2 separate regions of the Homo sapiens genome follow, and region 2 is linked to region 1. The links are chromatin contacts, found by Hi-C or POLR2A ChIA-PET in ENCODE. All regions are on one chromosome and are shown on one strand. The core of a region is the stretch at or near the end of the contact, and the rest is flanking DNA. Distances in the headings are between cores, read along the strand shown. Region 1 holds the start of SPATA20 (spermatogenesis associated 20). Region 2 holds the start of EME1 (essential meiotic structure-specific endonuclease 1).

Region 1 (6,807 bases), core at 1-2,500:
AGGTATGGTGACTTCTCGTGGATCAGGCGGTTGGGGACCCTCTGGGGTGTAGATGAAGGATGGCTTCCTTTCCCTCCAGCAGGCATGGGCACTGAACTACTGACCGTCGCACTTCGGTCCTTGTCCCGGGAGGAGCTACCCCTGGCGAGGACTGGTGCATCAGGCAAGCCAGGGGCCTCCACCCACCTTCTCCCAGGCCCCCCAGCACCTGCTCCATTTCACTCAGCACCCCAGTAGGACCCCTGCTCCCAGCCCAACCCACCTTTCTGAACCATGGGGGAGACTGTGGCCTTTGTGCTCCCCCTTATGTTTTTTGGGGGGTGAGGAGAGGTGGCTCATTGGGGGCTCCTTGCCAGGTTAGTCTCCCCCAACCTCCTGGGCCTGGCGGTGGGAAGGATGGCTGTGAGGTCAGGGCGGGTCACAATGGGCAGAATGGTTCTTGGGGCTCCATTCTTACCCCTCCCCAGGCCCCTCCCCCGGCCCTTCCTGGAGCAGCTGCTTGGAGGCATCTCTCTGGCAGGCCTGGGTGTGGCCCCACTGGAAGGCAGCCTACTGTTGGTGGCTGGACAGGCCAAGATCAGTAGGGTCTGGGACTCGACCAGGTGAGGGACAAACAGAGGAAACCAGACATGGGGACTCCCTCACTCAGCGCCCACCTGCTGGGACTCCTGTGGGGCCAGGTCCTGGGCCAGACTCCAGGACACCTAGGGAATCAGAGACCTCAGGGAGTTCAGCCTGGAAGTGGGACTGCAGGCAGACCTAAATAACGAAAGGTCCATGCAGCAATAAAGGACTGTGACAGGGCACAGGGTACTATTGGAGAAAGGCCCTTGACCCAGCATCCAGCACTGGGGTGCAAGGAAGGCTTCCTGGAAGCAGTGTCAGAACAGTCCCTGAGGAGCTGGCACTGCACTGGAAGGAAGGGGAGAGGAGGGAAGGGATGAGGACGGGAGAGGAGGGGAGGAGGGCCTTACAGCCAGAGCCAGGTCTCAGGAGCAGACCGGAGGTGGGGTGGGGGAAGGGCCAGGCATGCAGGGGTGGTCCAGACTGGCACTGGGGACCGGTGTCCGGAAGACCCTCCACTGGGCCCGCAGGCAGGCGCAGGGAGTGCCCTAGGGGCCCGCTCGCCCGCCCGTACCTGCGGCTCGCGGCGAGGCCTGCACCGGCGCGGGGCAGCAGAAGGACGCGGCCCAACCAGGCCCGCGCGCCCAGCATGGCTGCTCGGGGCCGTGGGCCCGGCCGCTGAGGACAGGAAGGGAAGTCAGGAGGCTGCGAGGGGCGGGCCGGGCACCTACGGAGCCGCGGGCGGGTCTTCGCCGGGACTTGGGACAGTGTGGCTGGTCTCCGAGCGTCGCCCTGCGGCGGAGCGCAGAATTGCAGATCAGGCACCCGAGCCTTGGGAGGACCCATTCTGTGCATAAAACTGGGCTCTGCCCCTGCCTGGGGAGGACAGCCCTTCTCAAGGGAATAGGGAGAGTTGTGGGATCTAGGGCTGGGAGATGCTAGGGACATGGGATGCCAGAGCTTCAGCTCATTTTGTCCAACCCCTGCCCATTTTACAAATGAGAAATGAGATCCAAGGCGAAGGCGTACCTTGGCCAGGTCCACCAGCTAACAAGGTTTGCTTTTTGCAGCCTCCTCGTCTCTAGGTCCTACTCAAATCCTACCCACTCCAGGAAGTCTTCCTTAAATAATACTGATGAGCCCATTTTATGTCTCATAGGTTACACATGGCCTCATTGGCTACATTCAGCCAATATTTATTAAGTGCCTGCCGCCTGCCACTCTGCAAGGCACTGAGTATACAATGGTGGGCAGAGAGAAACAAGGCTCCTGCCCTCACATGGCTCACAGTCTGTTGAGAGCGGCAGATGCTAATTCGACAGCCATACCGATAAACACCCACGTGACAAGTCCGTGAGGGTATAACGTAACAAGTGACCTGATCTGGTGGAAGGGGCAAAGGATGAAGGCTTCCCTGAGGAAATCACATTTGTGAAGCCATGGAGAACGAGAGAAAGGAACTTGGAGGGTGCTCAGGGGGAGTGCTGGGGAAGGAGGCAGAGGTACAGTTTGTGCAAAGGTCCCGTGGCTTGTCAGTGAGTCCGGGCTGAGCAACTGCAGAAAGAGGGAAGACAGGCAGTAGATGAGGGCAGAGGCAAGATCTTGGAGACACTCGTGAACTGTAAGAAGGGGATTTTTATTTTTTGAGACAGAGTCTCGCTCTGTCACCCAGGCTGGAGTGCAGTGGTGTGATCTCGGCTCACTGCAACCTCCGCATCCTGGGTTCAAGGCTGGTCTCGAACTCCTGACCTCAGGTGATCCATCTGCCTTGGCCTCCCAAAGTGCTGGGATTACAGGCATGAGCCACCATACCCGACCCCATTTTTTTTTAGCCAGAGTCTCACTCTGTTGCCCAGGCTGGAGTGCAGTGGATCTTGGCTCTCTGCAACCTCCACCTCCTAGGTTTAAGCGATTCTTGTGCCTCAGCCTTCCAAGTAGCTGGGACTACAGGAGCGCGCCACCATGCCCAGCTAATTTTTGTATTTTTAGTAGAGACGGGGTTTCGCCATGTTGCCTAGGCTGGTCTCAAACTCCTGACCTCAAGCGATCCATCTGCCTCAGCCTCCGAAGTGCTGGGATTACAGGTGTGAGCCACCGTGCCTGGCCAGAGAAGGGGATTTTTGATGACAGTAGAAGCAAGCTATTGAAAGGCTTTAGTCAGGAGGGTTACCAGTTAGATCTGCGTTTTGGAAAGATCCCACCAGCTTCCCAGTGGAGAATGAACTGGAAAGGGGCAAGAGTGAAAGCAGGGGCAGATAGGAGGCTATAGCAGCACCCAGGGGGAGATGGGGGAGCAGAGATGCAGAGAAAGGGATGGGCTGGAAGTCGGTCAAGGAGGAAACGTCGTCAGGATGGGCGGCGACAAAGAAGGCGGTGTCCAGGGTGACTTGCAAGGTGGGGCCGTTCCCTCAAGAGAGGGCATGGGGTGGGGGTGGGGGGACAACTCATGGGGTTCATTGTGGGACCTGTGGGTTTGAGATGTGCACATGGAGGCAGAGATGACACTGCTTGGAGGACAGAGGAGAGGCTTCAGGAGAGAGGATTGGGGGTCTTGACTGTTGAGACCATGTGGGTGTGGAGCTGATCCAGGGAGACCATGCAGAGGAGCAGAGAAGAGGGCTCAGGTCCAGGCTTAAGTAAGCCTGTGAAAGACACAGATGGAGGCAGGGCATGGTGGCTCACGCCTGTAATCCCAGCACTTTGGGAGGCCGAGGAGGGTGGATCACCTGAGGTCAGGAGTTTTAGACCAACCTGACCAACATGGAGAAACCCCCATCTCTACTAAAAATACAAAATTAGCCGGGCATGGTGGCGCATGCCTGTAATCCTTGCTACTCGGGAGGCTGAGGCAGGAGAATCGCTTGAACCCGGGAGGCGGAGGTTGCGGTGAGCCGAGATTTCATGATTGCACCCCAGCCTGGGCAACAAGAGCGAAACTCTGTCTCAAAAAAAGAAGAAAGAAAGAAAGAAAGAAAGACACAGAAGGGAAGCAGCCAGGGTGCAAAGGACAGCACCCCAGAGATGAAGGACAGAGTGCCTACATGTCAGACTCCTGAGGGGCCAGCCTGGCTGGGACAGAAAAATGTCCACTGGCTTCAGCAACATGGAGGCCATTGGTGTGCTTAGTGGGCGTCGTTCTAGTGAAGTCAGGCTGAGAGCAGAAGTTGCCGAGTCGGCTGAGGAGGAAGAGGAAAGGGAGGGGAGACAGAGAGAGATGATGGGTGCTTGACATGAGAGGATAGATGGGAAGACACTGTCAAGATGGATGGAGCTAATTAAGACACATTTCGATGGGAAGGATTCGTTTGAGAGAAAGTGGTGGACGCCATCAAGGATAGAAGAGATGGTGGTCCTGGGTGACTCTGAGAATGTGGGGTGTGGCGGGTTGTTGGAAGGGTTGGCTAGCCGGAGGGTCCAGTGGGTGCTCCAAAGAACATGTTCTGGCTAGAAGGAATGAGGTTAAGCTCAGAGAGCCAGAAGCCTGCCTTGAATGTAGAGGAATCTGGGGTGATGACAAACCTCCAAGTGTGACCATGGTGAGGGTCATTGAGAGGTCAAGGGGCCATAAGGTCCTTGGATAATGGAGCGACTTGAAATTGAGGTAAGAGCTGGATGAGAAGACCATGAGCCAAGACCGAAGCATCCCAAAAGTGAGGTGGAGTGGCAGCCCCAGGCAGGGAAGAGACAGAATGACTTATGGCACCAACCTCCTAGCAGGAGGGGTCTTATAAGGAGGGAGGCAGGAAGCAAGGCTGCCAACTTTTTTTGTGGGAAACAAAACAGCTCCCCTTGGGAGTCCTCGGGGGGATCCAGTTTAGAAGAAGAGAGCCTGGGTGGCAGGGCCACAAAGGGTGGATCAGGGGCCAAGAAGGATGGAACATCCCAGGTTTGGGTGCAGCAGAAGATATTAATAGATGGGTGCTGGACTCTGGGTATTGCCTGGCAAAACCAGGAGTGAAAGCCATGATGGGTTCGTGCCTCATGGTCAGTCTTTGAAGAGGGTGGACTCTGAGCTGAATGGACACGCCTGGGGACATCCACATAGTAACCTCACAAGGAAGAAACTTCTGATCCCGTTTGACAAGTAAGGAAACGCAGGCACAGAGACATGGAGAGGGTAAGTAATTTACTCAAGGTCACAGAGCATAACCACTTATTACTAAGTGATTCTTGTTAGGGTCAAACCTTGGAGCAGAACTTTGAACCCTGTAAGTCTGACTCCTGAGCAGGTGTTCTTGTCCATCCTGTTTGTAACTGCATTGTGGGACTCCCTTCCCCTACCCCCACCTCAGGAAGGGGAGTGGCATTGTGCCTCTCCACTCACCGACTCTGGTGGAAGGCCATTTGTCCCTGAAAGGGGGATGGAGGCTGGCTGCAGGCTGCCTGCAGAGCCAGACCCCAAGCACTGAGGACACATCAGTGTCCAGTGGTCCAGTGATCAGGGAGCATTGAGAAGAAAAACAGGCGAGGGTGGTCATAGGGGCCCCTCCTGGATTGAGTACCAGGCCTCACCCCACCCTTGGTTTCCCAGACTCCACATAAACCCCCAGAAGGGGTCCGATTCCTCCTGTGTGGCTAAGACTGAGTTTCTCGCTAGCCTTGGCGAAGCAAGGGAGAGGGCAGAGTTACATTTAAGGTGACTCAGTAAAACAAAGGAGCCTGGGAGCTCCTGCACTTGGCTTCTGCCACAGCCGCATCACGTGCCCCTGGCTTGTCTACCCTGCTGCGCTCGAGCTCCTGGAGGTTGGATCCCTCCAAGGTGAGCCCAGCACTTTGTCCACAGCAGTCAGTCAATATTTGCTGAATTAAATCTGGGGCCCAGCCTGGGATCTCCAGGCCTTGGAGCCAGACTGTCTGACTCTTGAGTTCCAGCCCCGCCCCATGCCAGCTTTGTGACTTTGAGCATGCCATTCAACCTCTCTGAGCCACGGTTTCCTTGCCTGAAAAATGGGAGTAGTGCCGGCTGCAAGGTGAGATACCTGTGCAATCGCACTGCAGTGGGCTTTGCGCTTGGTTTCATGCTCTGTTGTCCCTGTTTTGAAATTCTTCATACGATTTTGAACAAGGAGCCCCTACATTTTTATTTTGTATTGAGCCCCACAGATTATGTAGCCGGGATCCTGAACGGAATTAACAATATTTTCTACCTCAGAGAGTCGTTGCAAGCATTAAATAAACTGATCTGCTTAGCACGTAAGCAGTACCCAATAAATAGGAACAAAGGCCTATTGTCTCTTGCTGTTAGCCCAACCCCAGTGCCCATGTGTGATAAATGAATGAAATGACCGAATTGAGTGACAGCCTGGCAGCATCTGGAAGCGAAGGTGCCTGGGTGACGGGGGATGGAGGTGAGGGTTGAGAAGAGCTGTAAAGGAAGCGGGGCAGTTTTGCACCCCACGTTGTGCAGCTGCAGTTTCCTAAACAGCCGGTGATCCACGCTGTGGTCGAGACCCGGCCGCCACACCCCGCAAAAAGTCCACTTGGTGAGAGCTGAGAACGAGGGTTCCAGTCTTTATTATGCGGGCGTTCAGTTTCTAGCTCCCGGGCCGTGGTCCGCGTCCAGCTTCCAGAGCCGCCGCGGGATACCAGCCGCCACTGGCTCGGCGTTCCACTAGCACCGGCGCCCCGCCCAGCCCCGGGTCCGGAGGCGGGGCCGCGGAGCGTCCGGCGCAGGCGCAGGCCGGTATGGGACGGGGCGGGGCTCAGAGGAAGGGGTTGGTGCCGGTCTGCGGGGGCGGGGGCCGCGGCCCGGCTGAGCTCGGCGTGGGCAGCAGCGGCTGCGGTGCGAAGGCTCCGGCCTGCGGGAAGACGCTAACCGAGGCGGGGAGGGTCAAGCCAGCTGGCACGCTGCTGAGCGGGAGGGGCAGAGAGGCGCTGTAGGTCATGGAGCCCAGGGGCGCCCCCACAGGCCCGCCTGCCAGGCCCAGCGCCGGCGAGCCGGTGCGCATCTGGTTTAGCGTCGGCCTGCCCGGCTCGCCCGCGCCGAACGGGTTGGTGGGGGACGGAGCGCTGAGACCTGCAGAACGAGAGTGGCTTTGAGTGACCCGGGGTTCAGAGCCCTACACCGGGAGGTCGTGGAAGTTGGGAAGAAGAGTGGGCTCCTCCGGCGGAGGCTAGGCTCTGAAAGCAGGAGCCCCTGGGTTGAGGGACAAGGGCATATCTTACCTGTCAGGAAGGGGTTCCGGGTCTTTGCAACCTGGGGTGCCTTGACCAACGAGTCAAGGTTGACCAAGGAGGAAGCTG
Region 2 (7,037 bases), core at 1,797-4,296, 170 kb after region 1:
GTATCCTTTAAAATAAAAGCATATTTATCCTGTAATTGTAAGGGGAGGAGAGGGAGGAAATGTCAGCCAGAAAACTCCTACCTCAGACGGCCCAGCCCTTCTCCTCCAAGTGACACTGCAAGGCACAGCCTGCGCCTCAATCACACAGCGGCACTCCATGGTCTGCAGTGCTCCTAGGAGCTGGCCCCCACCTTCCATCTGTAAGAGCACTGCAACAGATGGAAAAGGGACTGTCAGTGGGGGGTCCAGAACGCAGATAACTCAGCACAGGACAAAGACACATGTGAGGACCTGGATCCAGCACTACAATGATGTGTTTTAAGCATTCCTCTGGCCTCTGGGCTTTCATCCTGGTAACCAGTGCTGCATTCTTTCTTTCCTGTCTTCTCAGGGTGCTTTCCTTCTGCCTTGCTTGTCTCTGCTGCCGGCATCCGTGTGAGCCTCTTCCCTGGACCTTCTGACTCGGCTTGGTTTTCTTCTGGGGTGGAAGGATGTCAGAATTTGTTTTGGTTACTGCCAAGCTGCTGCTCTGGCCAGGGCAGGTAGACAGGTAGGCTGGAAGCTGACAGCATGGATCTAAGATCAGGTCCTTGTTATCTGCTGCACTCCTCTCTGGGGTATCATGGAGGGGAACTTCAGGGATCTTTGGAAAGGGCTTTTTCCAGTCACATGATGCACCTTCATTATTTTGATGATCCAAAACACTTTTAACTGGGGAGCTAGAGTCCTCAGGGCTCAGTTGCTTGTGGGTCAGAAACTTACATGTAAGCCTTTGAGCCAGAGGAATAAATTCTTCTTCATCTTCACTTTCACTGCTTAGCAACCTGACTGGCTGTGTTTGTGTGACAGTTTCAGCTATTTCTGGGACAGGTGGTGAAAATAACTCTGGTGCTGGAGGACAGGAGGCTTCACAATCTGAGATGTCAACCACTACAATCTTCTCTTCCCTTTCAGGCTGTCTCCTCTTTGTTGAAGATGGTTCCTTCTTCAGAAAGGCAAATGTTGGCAACTCCTCAGAGTCACTATCACCAGAATCCAGTGAGGGTGATGACTTCTTTAGAGCCATCAGTATGTGCTATCAAATAATTCCCTAAAAGGAAAAGAGACATATGACACAGACTGGAGCATTCAATTCAGTCCACTAGCTGTGTTCCATAGCCAGGCTTTATGACATAAATATAAGATATAGAGAATACAGAAACAGAGAAATATGACATGGCCCCAACACATTCAATCTGGAACTCTAACTCCTGGTAATCTAACAGGAATCCTCCTCAAATTCTTTCCAGGTCAAGCTGAAGTATAAACAAAGTAGAGTTACCATTACAAAATTTTAATGGGGGGAGGTGGTAACAAGATTTAACACCTCCAACCCCTTGTTTATCTTCACGTTTGAAATGGAGATGTCAAAAGTTCTTCTTTTTTTTTTTTGAGATGGAGTCTCACTCTGGCACCCACGTTGGAGTGCAGTGGCACAATCTTGGCTCACTGCAACCTCACTCCCAGGTTCAAGTGATTCTCCTGCCTCAGCCTAGCTGGGATTACAGGCGCCCCACCACCACACCTGGCTAATTTTTGTATTTTTAGTAGAGATGCGTTTTCATCATGTTCGCCAGGCTAGTCTTGAACTCCTGACCTCAAGTGATCCGCCCGCCTTGGCCTCCCAAAGTGCTGAGATTACAGGTGTGAACCACTGCACCTGGCCAAAAACTGTTCTTTTTAAAAATTGAGATATAGGCTGGGCATGGTAGCTCATGCGTATAATCCCAGCACTTTGGGAGGCCAAAGCAGAAGGATCACTTGAGCCCAGGAGTTCGAGAACAGCCTGGGCAACATAGTGAGAACTCGTCTCTACAAAAAAATACAAAAATTAGCTGGGTATGGTGGCTCACACCTGTAGTCCCAGATACTCAGGAGGCTGAGGTGGGAGGATTGCTTGAGCCTGGGAGGTCAAGGCTGCAGTGAGCTGTGATTGTACGACTGCACTCCAGCCCGGGTGACAGAGTGAGACCCTGCTTCAAAAGAAAAATAAAATAAAAATAAAAATAGAGATATAATTTGCACAGCATAATATCCTTTTAAAAGTGTACATTCAGTAGATTTTAGTATATTCACAATGTTGTGCAACCATCATCACTATTTTATCACCTCAAAAAGAATTCCTGCAGCCATTAAGCCGTCACTGTCCTTTCCCTCCCTCCCCAGCTCCTGGCAACCATAAATCTGTCTCTATGCATTTGCCTATTCTGGATATTTCATATAAATAGAATCATACACTATGTGGCCTTTTGTGATTGACTTTTTTCACTCAGCTTGTTTTCAAGGTTTATCTATGATGTAGCCTGTATCAGTAGTTAATTGCTTTTCATGACTGAATAATATTCCACTGTATGGATATGCTACATTTTGTTTATCCATTCATCACTTGGACATTTAATTTGTTTCCTTTTTTTGCCTGTTATGAATAATGCTGCTATGAACACTGACATACAAGTTTTTGTGGGGGTATGTTTTCAAATCCCTTTCGTGTATATACCTAGGAGTAGAATTGCTGGGTCATATGCAAAGCTAATCATTTCTTGAACATTTACTAACACTGTAGGTATGACCCAGAAGGAGACATGTAACCTGCCTAGGCCTCAGTTTCTTCCTTAGTAAAACAGGGATGGTAACAGCACCCATTTTATAAGGTAGTGAGAATTAAATAAAATAATGCATCCACCGCGCTTAGTACAGCATCTGGCACACAGCTGGCTAAGTAGAGTAAGTTGAATGACTAGGGAGGGGGCCTCATCTCTGACCCTTCGCTGGGCCTCCGTTGACATCTGCAAATCAGGGGAGTGGGACAAGCGGGCCCCTGCCCGACAAGCTCTGCGCCTCTCAGGCTGGCGGTCCGCTGCAGAGGCTCCTGGACACCTTAGCCACCAAGATTCTGCAGAGCGGTGTTCAGGAGGGAAGCCCTGCCCAATCCGCAGGCCTGCGACCGGGGACGCTCACCTGCAACTTCTCCCGCCACTCTTTCAACTGCCACGCAGGGCCCGGAAGTAGATCTCCTGATAGCGGAAGTAGAAACTTTTCGAGACCGGAAGTGAGTGATCGAAAGCATGGCGTCGGTGGTGTTGGCGCTGAGGACCCGGACAGCCGGTAATGGGACGCAGTAGTCAGAGCGGGGTGAGGCGGGGAGGCAGAGTGGAGCTCCAGCAGGGAGGGAAGGAGGTGACACTGATCCCCGCGGAGGACCTTGGATGCGAGGGGAAGTGTGTGGGGTACTCCAGGTTTGAGGGACGGTGTCGCTGGTCACGTGACACATCCTGGGTGGAGCCGTGAGTGAGGGCGTTTGAAGAGCACTTGTCTTTCTCCTGCCTCAGCAGCACGGACGGGTTCCTTGGCGGTTGGGGATTTGGGTGGGTCCTTTCTCTGTAGAAGTATTAGTAACATTGGCATATTGGGGTTGAAAAAATTAATCTATTGATTCAGCAGATTGAGGTCTTACTTTGTGCTAGACACGGCGGTAGGTGTTCGGAAAATCAGCAGAAAACGTGAAGACTTGGCTTCTAGCCCCCGAACGGTTCTCTCTGGTGCATAAGGCAATAAATGAACATATAAAGTAGATGTAGACTGGCAAGTGCTGTGAAGAAGGATAATGTGTGTCTGTGTGTGTGTCTTTTTTTAGATTGGACGGTGAAGGAAGGCTTCTGAGGAGATAACATTTAAAACCTAAAGAATGACAGGCGGGGCGTGATGGCTCACGCCTGTAGTCCCAACACTTTGGGAGGCCTAGGTGGGCGGATCGCTTGAGCCCAGGAGTTCAAGACCGACTGGGCAACATGGCAAAACCCCATCTCTACAAAAAATACAAAAATTAGCTGGGTGTAGTGGCGCTTGCCTGTGGTCTCAGATACTCAGGAGGCTGAGGTGGGAGGATCACCTGAGCTCGGGAGGTCGAGGTTGCAGTGAGCTATGTTCATACCACTGCACTCCAGCCTGGGTGACAGAATGGGGCCCTATCCCCCCCCCCCAAAAAAAAAAGAATGACAGGAGACCTAGACCTGTGTAGAGTGAGGGACAGGAGAGTGACTTGAGCCAGTTTTACATTTTGAGAAGCAAACTATTGCTCTTATGTAAATTTAAAGGGGATAGGAGTGGAAATGAGGAAATCAAATGGAAAGTCGTAATAGCCCTGAGGAGAGATGATTTAGCCAAGATGTTTGTGGTGGCAGTGAACTTGGAGGAAAACGGATGAATTTGAGATCTGTTTTGGAGTTAGCATCCACAGAGCTTGCTGGTGAACAATATGTGAGGACAGCAAAGAGAAGGAATCTGCAATGACTCTGGTTTCTGCCTAAGCAACTGGATGAATGGTGGTACCATTTACTTTGAGGAGGAGGATGGGGAGTAGGGTGAAGAGCAAAGATTTGTGAGTGAGATAATGTAAGTAAAGTAAAAGCCCAGCTCCTGAGCTTAGTAAGTATGTAAATGAATGAATAGATGTTTAAAGGTAGGTAGATCCTGGCGCCGGGCATGTTTTAACATGTTGTCTTTCTGAGTCCTTATCTCTGGTCCTTTGCCCCAGCTAGTCTCTGGTGTCATGGAAATGTCAGAAACCCAGGCTTCAGGAACTCTGAACTTATAGGCTCCAGAGACCCACAAGGCTTCTCTAAAGACACTGGCATGGACCTTAAATCATGGCTGTGTCTGGAGACCTGCAGGCAAGGAGTTGCACCCCTAGGCTTGTCATACAGCAAGGGACTACCATCTTAGTATGAATTTTAGTTCATTTTACTTCTGCAAATGAATGCTATTGAGCACTTTGGAATGAGTATGGAGAGGTCAGATTAACAAGGGCAGTGTGTGGGTCATGGTTGGACCTCTGCTTGATGTGCTTTGAGAAGAAAGGGCCCAGCCTTCTGAAATGGCCAGGACCCTGTGGGAGCCACTTTTAGGCCAGCCATCCTTTTGGTTTACTAGTATTTGGTGAGCAGTGGATGAGTGGACAGCTGAGAAAGTCATGGGTGAGGCCTGTAATCCCAACACTTTGGGATCACCTGAGGTCAGGAGTTCGAGACCAGCCTGGCTAACATGGTGAAACCCCGTTTCTACTAAAAATACGAAAAATTAGCTGGGCGTGGTGGCGTACACCTGTAATCCCAGCTACTTGGGAGGCTGAGGCAGGAGAATCGCTTGAATCCGGGACGCGGAGGTTGCAGGGAGCCAGGACTATGCCATTGCACTCCAGCTTGGGCAACAAGAGTGAAGCTCCGTCTTTAAAAAAAAAAAAGAAAGAAAGTCGTGGGTGAGCCTGAAACCGAAGCCTTTCTGGATGTACTGGGCTCCCCAAGTCTGTTCTGGCCCCTCCGTGGTGCATGAGGGTGAGTGAGCCTCTGAAGCAGGCAGCTCTCTGGTGTCCATTTCTCCTCAGCACATTTAGACTGAATGTGTCAGAACCCAGAACACATGATGTTTATTTTTTTCCATTTGTGTTTCACTGCTCCCCCGCCCCCTCCCCCAAAAGGAGAAAGCCAAGGACTTAGAGGTATTCCCTGAGAACTAATACACTCAGTGGCACTTCTGCTCCCCTGACACAGCTTTCTCATCTCCCCACCGCCTCTCACGTATCAGCATGTGGCCCATTGAGGCAGAAATAGTTTGAGCCTGTCTGTCTGAACAATGTTTCTGTTTTCTCTGCAGTTACATCCTTGCTAAGCCCCACTCCGGCTACAGCTCTTGCTGTCAGATACGCATCCAAGAAGTCGGGTGGTAGCTCCAAAAACCTCGGTGGAAAGTCATCAGGCAGACGCCAAGGCATTAAGAAAATGGAAGGTGAGGATGTGCCTTGGCTTCCCCTTCCTAGCTGCACCCTGTCCTCATGTTCCTTAGGAGAGCAGAAGAACCCTGCGTGTGCCTGGCCCTGTTCTTCCTTACCATCATAATTGGCTCCAGTTTAAAGGAACGGATAAGACCTGAGGAAGGGTCATCGAGTGGGTGGGTGTGAGCCATAACCATGCAATTAGAGACAAGAGCTGCTGGGTGGCAGATCCTGCGCTGCTTGTGTTGGACTGTCTGGGAGTTGTTTTTGGCCAGGGGCAGGCTTGGAGGTTGGTGTGCAGCATTTGGGCCATCATGTTTTCTTGGTAGTTTGCTATGCTGCCCCAGTCACTGTGGACTTCTCTTCTAGGTCACTATGTTCATGCTGGGAACATCATTGCAACACAGCGCCATTTCCGCTGGCACCCAGGTGCCCATGTGAGTTGCTCCGTTGCTGCCCCCCTTTTTCCTTTTCTAGGTTGACCTCTCCTTGCCCCTAAGCATGGTAATAACAGTTGCATGTATTGAGTGCTTACCAAATGGCAAGCATTGTGCTGATTCCCATGCCTACACGATCTCATTTCTTCCTTACCACATCCCTGTAAGTAAGGTGAAATGCCAGAGACCTAGACGGGGTGGAAGGAGCAAGTGACTGCTGGGATTTGCACCAGGTCTGCCTAACTCCCAGATCACTATGATTTGCCCTGGTGTTGCATTGGCCTGGTATTCTTGGTTCTCCTTTCTAACCCTCAGTTCTTGGAGGACAAGATACCTGGTGATTTAAAATATTATTTTAGTCTTGGGAAACTAATTTCAATTTATTAGTTTTTCATTATTCTAAGACTTCTTCCTTTGTATAAACTTACTTGCAGATGGTTGAAAGATAGCTTGAATTTAATGAAATAGAATTCAGTGTGCCAGGAGTTAGGTTCATACCAGGTGGGGATTTCAGTTTCAGCAAGTTGGCATCATTTTTATAGGGTAGGACAGTTCTTTGTTACAGAGACATAACGATACTGTACTCTCCACATTATTTTAAATATTAGTTGCCTTTGTAAACAGTTTCCCCTCCCCCACCCCTTTTTCGATAATTTTAGTAGGTACAAAAAGGTTGATAGTAACCTGTATTTATTTCAAAGATGCTAATTTGTATGTGAATTGATTATGTATGTAGTAGCTTTTTACCTTTTAGAACTTAAGACATTAGATGTGTGGCTATGTCAACAATAATA

What was found. Hi-C counts contacts between places; a loop is a spot of excess contacts on that map. ChIA-PET counts read pairs that join two places held with the same protein, here RNA polymerase II (POLR2A). Pooled maps may share reads with other maps.
Region 2: a pooled map shows a loop between it and region 1 (2.9-fold over the local background). The contact joins the promoter of EME1 here to the promoter of SPATA20 in region 1. A Hi-C loop is called at or near these places in 8 of 50 pooled maps. POLR2A ChIA-PET finds 5 or more read pairs at or near these places in 3 of 52 experiments (A549, AG04450 and HepG2).

The regions. Positions count from the first base shown.
Region 1 is chr17:50,541,617-50,548,423 of GRCh38, reverse strand. SPATA20 (spermatogenesis associated 20) reads right to left here and starts at 1,250. Exons shown (of 17, transcript NM_022827.4): 1 at 1,139-1,250; 2 at 657-704; 3 at 1-141. The coding sequence starts at 1,215. EPN3 (epsin 3) reads right to left here. Exons shown (of 10, transcript NM_017957.3): 9 at 6,730-6,807; 10 at 4,674-6,580. The coding sequence ends at 6,267. RefSeq lists silencers at 971-1,240, 6,105-6,544 and an enhancer at 4,868-5,368.
Region 2 is chr17:50,369,238-50,376,274 of GRCh38, reverse strand. It overlaps EME1 (essential meiotic structure-specific endonuclease 1), which reads right to left and starts at 3,046. Exons shown (of 9, transcript NM_152463.4): 1 at 2,998-3,046; 2 at 292-1,090; 3 at 82-209. The coding sequence starts at 1,066. It overlaps MRPL27 (mitochondrial ribosomal protein L27), which reads left to right and starts at 3,091. Exons shown (of 4, transcript NM_016504.3): 1 at 3,091-3,144; 2 at 5,689-5,820; 3 at 6,176-6,243. The coding sequence starts at 3,105. RefSeq lists enhancers at 2,728-2,947, 3,088-3,557 and a silencer at 5,341-5,502.